Linked DNA regions of Mus musculus: region 1 is linked to region 2. Evidence: chromatin contacts called from ENCODE Hi-C or POLR2A ChIA-PET data. All regions are on one chromosome and are shown on one strand. The core of a region is the stretch at or near the end of the contact, and the rest is flanking DNA. Distances in the headings are between cores, read along the strand shown. Region 1 holds the start of 4930522O17Rik (RIKEN cDNA 4930522O17 gene). Region 2 overlaps Gm12496 (a long non-coding RNA gene).

Region 1 (4,523 bases), core at 1,635-4,134, 110 kb after region 2:
ATGCAAGCAACAGAAAACTCGGCAGATACATTGAAAACCCTCTTGAGAGAAGAGCAGAAAAGGAGATAAGGAAACAGAAGATACAACAATGACAGGAAAATCTGAGACTAAAGCTAGGAAGTCTGAGATTCAGGAGGAGGAAACAGAAAAACCAGATGAAATGAAAATATGAAAGATGATACTGTCATTGTCCTACCGTGACCATCTGTGCACCCCAACCTCAGAGTTCAAAAGTGATAGGAAACTGGTTCAAAGTCCTGAGACTCTTGAGAGGGAAAAATGTTGTCAACAAAGTCAGTTTGTAGGTTTTTGATATGTTAACTCTGGTTGGACCTTTAGAATCTTCCATAAGTTAGCTAAGTCATGGAGAAACAGATACCAACTGTGGGGTTAGCATGCTCTTTCTGGTGTTTGTTTTACAAGCACGAGGACTTGAGTTCAGCCCCCACCCTGACCCTTTTTTAAAAGTCAGATATGGTAGTGTGCTTATATCGTCAGCCCTGGGGACAAGAGACAGCAGATTCCTGGGGCTCATTGTCCAACTAGCCTAACCTCCTTAGCTAGTATCAAGTCAGTGGTGATCTAACAACTTTTGTTTATCCCCTCCTGTTACCCTGGTGTTGTTAGTCTTACAGTGTTTTAGTAGGCTCTTAACAATGTTGGAATGTAATTTTATTTGGCTTCAGGGAAGTGGATCTAAGCACTCACTTGTATTCTGCTGTGTTTATGTTGAACCAGTGACTGTAAGTCCCAGAGGAGCTTGAGCTGTAGGTTGACTTCGTTTCCATGAAACTAACACTGGAATTACTCTTATTTTAAAGTAAAGAACCGACTCAACTGTTGGCACTTTAGAACTTTTTAAATATAAGGTCTTTTCCAAATGACTTTACGGTGTGCTGCAGCAGTACTTTTGAGAATTTGTGGGTTAGTCAAAGTATGGACTTTGGGCCATACTTCCTATTTTAGTGCTGGAGCGTAGCTCAAGGGTACAATTCTTGCCTAGAATGTGCACAGTCCTGGGTTTGGTTCCCAGCATTAAAATGTAAAACAAGCTGGGTGCTGGAGAGATGGCTCAGTGGTTAAGGACTCTTGTTGCTTCTTCAGAGGACTCATGTTTGGTTTCCAGCACCCATTCTAGTAACTCTAGTAGTTAACAGCCTTTAACTGCAACTCCAGAGGATCCAATGCCCTCTTGCAGCCTTCACAGTTACACACACACACACACACACACACACACACACACACACACACACCAGTGAACACCTACACACACATTTTAAAACAAAAACCAAAGCAAACGAACGCCTTCCTATTCCGTTTTATTTTTCCACATGAATGCCTTTAAGCAGAATTATGAAGGATGTTTCTTTAGTTCCTCAGTTAACCCATTCACTCCTCAGTGTATGAGAACTGAGGTAAGGTGCTCACTGGCTGTGTTTGACCTCTTTCCAGACCACACCATTTTGGGTCTAATGAATTCCATCTGACAACGGGCTGAAGGTCAAAGCCTTGCGGGATCTTGGTGAAAAGCCCAAATGAGGGCTAAGTTACAGCTTACCTGGTATAGCCTGCAAGCCTTTTCCTTTCCTTTGGGAACTGTGATTTCTCTCCTTGGTCTTAGATTTCAAGTTGCTCCACAGTTCATTATTAGAAAATGAATTATTCAGCTGTTTCCTTTTCAAGACATCTTTAGCTGTCAGGGTATCAAGGAAATGGGAATAAGTCAGTCACATTTTATAATTTTATTCACTGAGATTTATCAAGATGCAATGAGTTTCCACAGTCTCTATGGCAAAATACAAAATGAAATATTTTTTTCTTGTGGCAAAGTATATACATGATATCAAATTAAAATTAAGTCTTTTTTGACAAGAAAAAAATATATACAACCTTGTGGAGTCCCATCCCATCTCCGGGTCTTGATTCCCTCAGCTATAAAATGATATTTTGGGACTAGTTTCTAAGGTTTCATATGCATTTTCCTAAAGAAGCTTTATTAATATATAATTAGCACACCATATAATTCACCTGCTTAAAGTATATAATTCAATGGCCTCTAGCATATTCCATATTTTGAGTTGGAATAAACACATATAACAAAGTTTGTTATTTTAACCACTTTAAGTGTATCAACCCATGGAATTAATCTTGTTCACAATGTCTCAAAGTCATTGCCAGCGTTTCCAGCATTTATCATTATCCTCATGTAGACATTCTGAACTGTGTAGGTGTGAAACCCTGGAACTAGTCTGCTTGAGAAAAAGCACATCAAAGGCTCTCAAGCCGCACAGAAAAGGGACTAATTTTAATTCCCACTCAGTGACATTAGGCCTCTTGTGAGCAGTTACTCATTTATACACACACTGAACATTGTTCTCAGTCCTGCTCCGGGTACACTAATGGCTCTAAAGAAAGTCTGAGCCAAGAGGAGGGAATAAAACGTGTTTTTTTTTTTGGATCTTGTGATTATGAGCCATCAGTTTTTCTTAGTTCTATCAGCCGACTTCGCTTAATTTTTAAACTAAGCTAACTGCCTCTCAAAACTGTTGAGCTTCGGTTGGTAGAGAGCCAGGGTTTCAGAGGCTGTAAGCACATGATCTTTCCAGGAACTAGCTAAAAACTGTGATGGACACTCTTCATAGTCAGCCCTTAGATCCATCCAGACAAGACCTGTGGCCCAGGAACTGGCAGATACGGACTCGCTCATCGAAAAGACTCCATTCAGCATTATCTTTTACACACACTGGAGTACTTCTCAGAATTGGCTTGGTATCTCGTGAGATCTGAGAAAAATAAAACTAGATAGGTTACAGCTGTGGGTATGAACCACAGGAGTGGGACTGGCAGTTCATGGAGCTGCCGACCTTTCTTCCGGATTCTTCTTAAGTCCTTCCAGGGCACTGCTTCCGGACCACGAGAGCCTCTATATCGAATAGAAGACCCAAGAGTGAGGTTCAACAGCCCTAACATAAGATGCGCTGCTCTCTGAGTACAGTTTCTTCCACAGTGTCAGTCAGACAAAGGCTGTATCTCTGTGTGTTGGGGTTGGGGAGGGAACTAAAAAAGACATGCAATAACGTTCCTCCCGGTAATGAAACTCTGGGACATTCTGGGCAGTACTTGTGAACACGCGTATCTCCACACAACACAAAACCTGGTCTTAATCAGTCTTACTCTCACAGATCTGGATTCAAGTTGGGCTCCCATGGTTTAATGGTGTTTGACAGTTTACTACATTCCACTGAATGTTAGACATTATTGCTATCTTCTAAAAATAGCAGTGGCCACAATTTTTGCAAAGTGAACCAAAAGATCTGGGCTCACTCCCAGCTCCGCCTCTCCATATCTGTATGACTTTGGCACTTAACCTATCACGGGCCTTGGCTTCCTAATCAGGGATGGTTTAAATGCTTTGGAAAAAAACTTAAGATTCTTTTATTTTTTCCATTTCATCTTTTCTTCCCCTTCCCCCTCCCTTTCTCCTCTGAGTGGCTGGGCACCCCCTTTGGGTGCCCTCCCCCAACCCCTAGGCACTTCAGGTCTCTGCCAGGCTAGGTGCTTCCTCTTCCACTGAGACCAGACAAGGCAGCCCAGCTAGAAGAACATATCCCATAGACAAGCAACGGGTTTGGGGGATAGCCATGCCACCACCAGTTGTTCAGGACCCACGTGAAGGTCAAGCTGCACATCTGCTACATGTGAGCTTGGAGTCCTAGGTCTGCCTGTGCACGTTCTTAAGATTTCCCCTCTCTTCTAATCAAAGGTTTCTTGTGAGATTATTCTCATGGCCTGGCAGTTGCTTAAGAAAAGACAAAAGGCAGCCTGGGTTAGGAGGCAATGTATAGCACCAGGCATTCAGCTTCTAAGTTCTGAAATGCTATTCTTGCAAGCCTATATGCAAGCCTACATTACTATTTGGCAACTTTTTGGTTAGGTTTGCCTAATAAAATTAAAAATGGCTGTCTATCTCTTCTTTTTGCTACCAAGGGATGATCTGAGGCACAGTGGAATACATTTATTAAGGCAATTTTATCTTGCTGAAATAAAATGGCCTTTAGCAGATGGAAGGTCATATTTACTTTTCTGAGCAAGAGAATTGTGAGGAAACCCTGTAACGGCAAGGTTAAATCACATCATTTGTCTATCAAAGCTGAAATCTCTGTGGGTATTTGAAGGGGTGGGGTGAGGGCTAATTTTGTATCTGCTTGGGAGAGCAGAGAAGTAGCCTGTAAAACATTAGTTCTTTTGTTTCTGTACACAAATATTCAGAATGTGTGTCTTGCTTCTCTAGACATGTCATGATTTTTAACCCTTATAACATGGATACAGTTCTTGTACCACTCTGTGTGGGTATTTATCTATTTATCTATGTATATTATATGTGCACTGGTGTACTACATGTATATCCATGTAAGGGTATTGGATCATCTGAAATTAGAGTTAGAGACAGTTGTGAGCTGTCATGTGGGGCTGGGAATTGAACCTGAGTCCTCTGGAAGAGCAGCCAGTGTTCTTTACCACTG
Region 2 (5,002 bases), core at 1,885-4,384:
TTACTGTGTTGACTAGACTGGTCTTGAACTCGGAGAGATCCACCTGTTTCTGCCTGTTGAGTGCTGGCACTAAAGGTATGCTTCTGTATCTTAACGAAGGACATTTTGTCTCCTTAGAGGACATTTGGTAATCATTAGGGATATATTTTGTCATAATTTTGGGGTTGCTGCTGACATCTAGTGGAGCCAGGCATAGCACTTATTATCCCTGCAATCTGGAGGACAGATTTCCCCATCTCCATAGCAATAATTCTCTAGCCCCACATGACCTTAGTGTTGAGGCTGATTTTGAATTATACCAAAGCAGGTGGCAAACATAAATGTGGCCAGCCTGCTCCCCAGGTCTGTCCTGCCCTCATCTTCTCTCCCTTTATCTCTCTGTTTTTGGGTACCAGTTACCAGCTAACTCAGAAAATGATTCCTTATATCTATGTCAAGTAAAATCCGTAATTCTTTTCAGAAGCCGACTGGAAAAATATGATTTCAGACGAGTGACAGGAACTTCTCCCCCGGGTAGTTCATTCAGGCTGTGGGTTGACAGGCTTTCTGCACAGGGAAGGGGAATTAATCGTTTAAACTTGGCAGACCATGTGGCCTCTGTGAGAACCACCATAGAGTAGAACACATCTTAATTCTTAAAGGAAGGGACATATATCTGTGTTCCAATAAAACCTTAGTTTCAAAGCATGTTGATAGTTTGCATATTTGGAAAAATAGCTCAGTCTGTCCCAGTCACTTTCTCAACCAAAGCTTTATTCTGGTGTCGCATGCCTTCATCTTGTGTTCAAAAAGCCCCCGAAGGCTGTTATTGGTATCCGGGTCGGTATCACAGCCTTCTTGATGATGCTGGTGCTTTAGCTGCGTGTTCTGAGATCCTGTCCGCAGTTCCTGCACAGAATGGAGAGCCTTATTAAATACCACAGCTATAACACAACGTCTGTCCATTAGCAACTGTGCCAAGGATGCTGACCAATGACAGAGGAGAACCTGGAGAGCTTTGGGAGAGTCACATAATTCTGTGGTTCTTGCCTAGAAATGCTGAGGTCAAGCCTAGGAAAAACCACTGCAATGCATTATGGGCCTCATCATCAAAGGGAAGAGAAATTGTGCTATGCCAGAGGATGTGACTTCAAAGCACTGCTTTATTTTTCATGGGGCATGTGGGGGGTTATTCATACCAGTTCCCACGTCCAGACTTGTGAGATCTCAAGGACTTGGGAGTAAACTTTGGCCCATCTTACTGGTTGCAGTCACTACATTTACTTTATCCTGATCATGGAACTTTGGAATTAAAAATACCCAAATGGAAATTAGTTTAGTTTGTTGAACCTGACAGCCCTCTACAAAGAGCTTGAGGAAGCCCTGGGCTGGGGAGCTGTGCTTCGATGGAGAGAGGACTTCCAGCTCCTTGGTCTGGGAGCAATAGAGAGCTTTGCAGCTTCAGCCATATCTGTAGGTTCCTTTACAGTTGTAGTAGGAGTAGTGAGCAGATGGCAGTCGAGGCACACCAGTGCTGATAGAATCACTCTCACCCCACGCCCAATCCCTGTGGGTCAGGCCAGGACTCTTGAAACCAAGAGGTGCAGGACTGCCCTGTGTGTGCACTTGGAGCCTGGCTAAGCAAGTACGTTCATCTTCCTCAGTCACTAGGTGGCAGAATATAATTAAGATGTCAGAGTGTCTCCTGAAACATTGGAGGATGGTTTTCCGTCCCTACTTTAATGGCCTCCTTCATTACTTTGCAGTATTTGCTAGTGACATTCAGGACTGAGGTAATGGCATAAACATTTCCCTCCGCAAACACATCCTTGCATCTATTCAGGTTTTTAATGTTTTTATTCAGCTGTCCCATCTCTTAGGAAGAAGTCTCTTTAACTCGAAGTACATTCCATTCCGGATGACTGCTCCTCAGACCTCCCAAACTTCCAAGTTTTACCCGTTATTTTGTTATTCATTAGGGGACAGAAATACATACCTTCTTGCCATCTGTAAAATTTCAAATCATTTTTCACATTAAATATGAGATAAATCCATCGTGTAGATGAAAGCTCAGTGAGTCCATATGGATAATAAATATTTCTTAGTAATACTTATTTACTGATAACAGATTTGTTGGTTTTCCTAATGTTAAAGAAAATAGTCACTCATGTGAAAAAAGTCTGAAAATTTGGAAAGGAATATGAAAGGAAAGATAGACAGCAATCCTATTATTCAGAGAGACCAATTAAAAAGAGGTTATGGTGCCCCAGAATAATTCATCTTATCAAGCTGATGATGGGAAAAAGCTAAAAAGCCTCTTCATAGATAAATGTAAGCCCATTAAGATCTGATCCTTGGCTACCTAAAATTCTAGGTCAGCACTTAAAACAGAACATGCTGTTTTTATTAACATTTTATTATAGCAGATTTTAAGCATGTGCAGAAAAAAACGCAGAGAAGATGATAAACCCGCTGTGTGCACTCCACACCTAGCTTTAAAAATGAACAGTACAGAACCCATCTGACTCATTAATACATGCCAAAATGTCTTTCCTTTACGATATTTTGAGGCAAACCCCTGACTTGTTTTGCTTCATATTTACCTAGGCTAGTGCTAACCTTTAAAATAAAGTCTATTGTGCAGCTTTGGTGATCAACCCAAGTAAACAAGGGAATATAATCTCATGAATCACAATAAGGGTATGCAAAGCTACTCACTCTCAAAGAGAGTCCTAGCCTTGTTGAGGGTGGGGATGGTCTGGCTACTGGGTCAGACTCACTGCTCAGAGAATCTGGAATTAATTTTGCTGGGGAAAAAAATATAACCTGAACCTAGAGTGGATCTGTCTACAGCCTCTGTGTGACTGCAGACAAAGAGGACAAAAGAACAGAAAGCAACACATCAAACGTGGGAGTGGCTCATTGCAAACAAGGGTCTCTTCCAGTGCAGGTCTTTCCTGTGCCCTCTGCTGTCTTGTCACTGGGCTCTAGGCCTGAATCTGCAGTGCTGAGCCCTGCCTTTTAAGGTCTTAGCTTCGAGTTCAATTTTTGCTATTTCTTCAGTTTGCCTTTCACATTTGTCCTGATCAACACTGACCCACAGATCCCGTTTCACCCCTTTGTCCTCACTGGGTCAGGTGCATCTTTTCTGCAACTCTTACTGTATTTTCTTCCTTCTCACTTCCTCTTTATACTCCCAGGGTTCTATGGGGGTTCCAGTCAATTCCTCTTTCCAGAGTGCTGAGACCATACACTTGGCTGGATGATCTCACTTCCCCTGACTGCTATTTTCCATGCACTGGATGCTTGCCACATGCCAGGCTCTACGTGATATGCTGGGTGGACAAGAATGAAAGAAACAGAACCTCACCTTTGAAGAGCTCACAGGTTAGCTGGTGTCTAGGTGAGTTGGGGAGTTTGTGATGTATGAGAAAAAAAAATTAGTCACGGCTAATATGTATACATCAAAGAGGATAGGTCTGTTCAGGGTACCCAGGGAATGCTTGCCTAGAAAGGGCATTTACTTTGTGTATTTGCATTTAGTTCATTTTGAGGTCCAGTTGATGTAAAACTAATGTTTTACAGCATTATTTGACAGGATTATTTCTGCATCCATTCTAGCCCATTTCAGCTTCCAAATAAACGACACAGAGACCTGGTATTTTTTATTAACAAGCTGCAAGCTGGGCAAGTTCTGAGCTATTCTAATCTGCCTAGGCTGCCTGCCTACTCCCAGACACATACCCCATTCCTTGCCATCTGATCTTGCGCTGGCTTGCTCCGGTCCACATGTGTCCTTATGGCTGCTCTCTCACGGAGACATCATGGCCAATCCTCCACACTTTGTTCTAGTCCTTGTAGTCCTTTTCTCTTGGAAGTTCCTCACTGGGATTGGAAGTCTTGCCTTATTCTCTTCTTCTGCTCAGCTCTTAGAGGTGATGCAAGACACTTTTTACATAACATTGAGACTGGAGATGTTTGACTATGTCAACATCTGGAATGCAATCAGATATCTGGGCATAGAAATCAGCATAAGAATACACAGCACACAAAGTCATCCCCCAATAGGTTTTACATATATATGTATATGTATAAAATATATATTGCTATTTACAAAAATGCACACAACTCCCATTCATATTTTGCCTGTCCCAGGTTCTCCAAAATTGATTGATTATCTATTTTCTTATGTGTCTTTCTAGTTCTATATGGATATGTGAGCAAAGACACATTTTTCTTTCTTTGAAAACATGTGGCAGCATGTTGTACTTTCTGGTGTGCACTTGTATGTTATAGAAACATAATGTTATGTAGAGACAAGAAACTTTAGAATCAGGATATCTGCATTCAAACACCAACTCTGTGATTCACTAGCTGTTTCAACTTGGCAAGTCACTCAACATCTCTCTGGTTGCTTTCAATATTTTTATCTCTCGCTTTCAAATTCTCATAGCTTATTTTCTGCTAGACTAATAGTCTATTATGTGCACACAATACCCAGCATTATTAGATCTTGAGGTCTCTTTCAGAGATTCTCTTCTGTTTTGTGTTCTGTCTGCGCGTGTTCATGAGCTGTACTGTTTAACTTTTGAGGCTTTGCATTATACTTTATGATAGGGCTGATCTTTAGTTGGTGACTTCAAAGACGATAGTACTTACAGTGTCCAAACACAGCAAATAATTACCCTGTCTTGTTTAATGAGATATTAATCTATCCCTCAGGGCGTTGCGTTGCCCTCATTATCAACTCACTTTCCAGACAGCCTATCTCTCGGTACCAACACACTGATGAATAATTTTAGCATAGGAATTTGGGGATGATATTAAAATTCAAACACTGGCCCAGTCCTAGAATTCTTCTGGAAGATACCAGAGCTTGGAGAGGAGAAGTCATTTCCTTAGTAGTGTAAAGTTGAGATTCAAGCCAAGGTCATTTAAATTGGATTCTCCATATAGGTTAATTATTAGAATTGTTACAAAGCAAGAAAAAAATGAGGAATACAGAAACTAAACCTATCATATA

What was found. Hi-C counts contacts between places; a loop is a spot of excess contacts on that map. ChIA-PET counts read pairs that join two places held with the same protein, here RNA polymerase II (POLR2A).
Region 1: a loop to region 2 is called in a map of Patski, with 2.7 times the contacts of the local background. The contact joins the promoter of 4930522O17Rik here to the enhancer-like site in region 2. A Hi-C loop is called at or near these places in 2 of 37 maps with a recorded cell type or tissue (Patski and left cerebral cortex). POLR2A ChIA-PET finds 5 or more read pairs at or near these places in 1 of 5 experiments (Patski).

What each region holds. Positions count from the first base shown.
Region 1 is chr4:53,244,557-53,249,079 of GRCm38, reverse strand. It overlaps 4930522O17Rik (RIKEN cDNA 4930522O17 gene), which reads right to left and starts at 2,884. Exons shown (of 3, transcript NR_040665.1): 1 at 2,671-2,884; 2 at 1,559-1,693.
Region 2 is chr4:53,351,788-53,356,789 of GRCm38, reverse strand. The region is part of intron 2 of Gm12496 (a long non-coding RNA gene); the gene reads left to right. Among named protein-coding and RNA genes, the nearest start is that of Gm52737, 27 kb to the right of the region's middle. Within about 2 kb of position 3,134, at least 1 of the 3 ENCODE cell types and tissues checked has a DNase peak (open chromatin) inside an H3K27ac peak, as active enhancers do.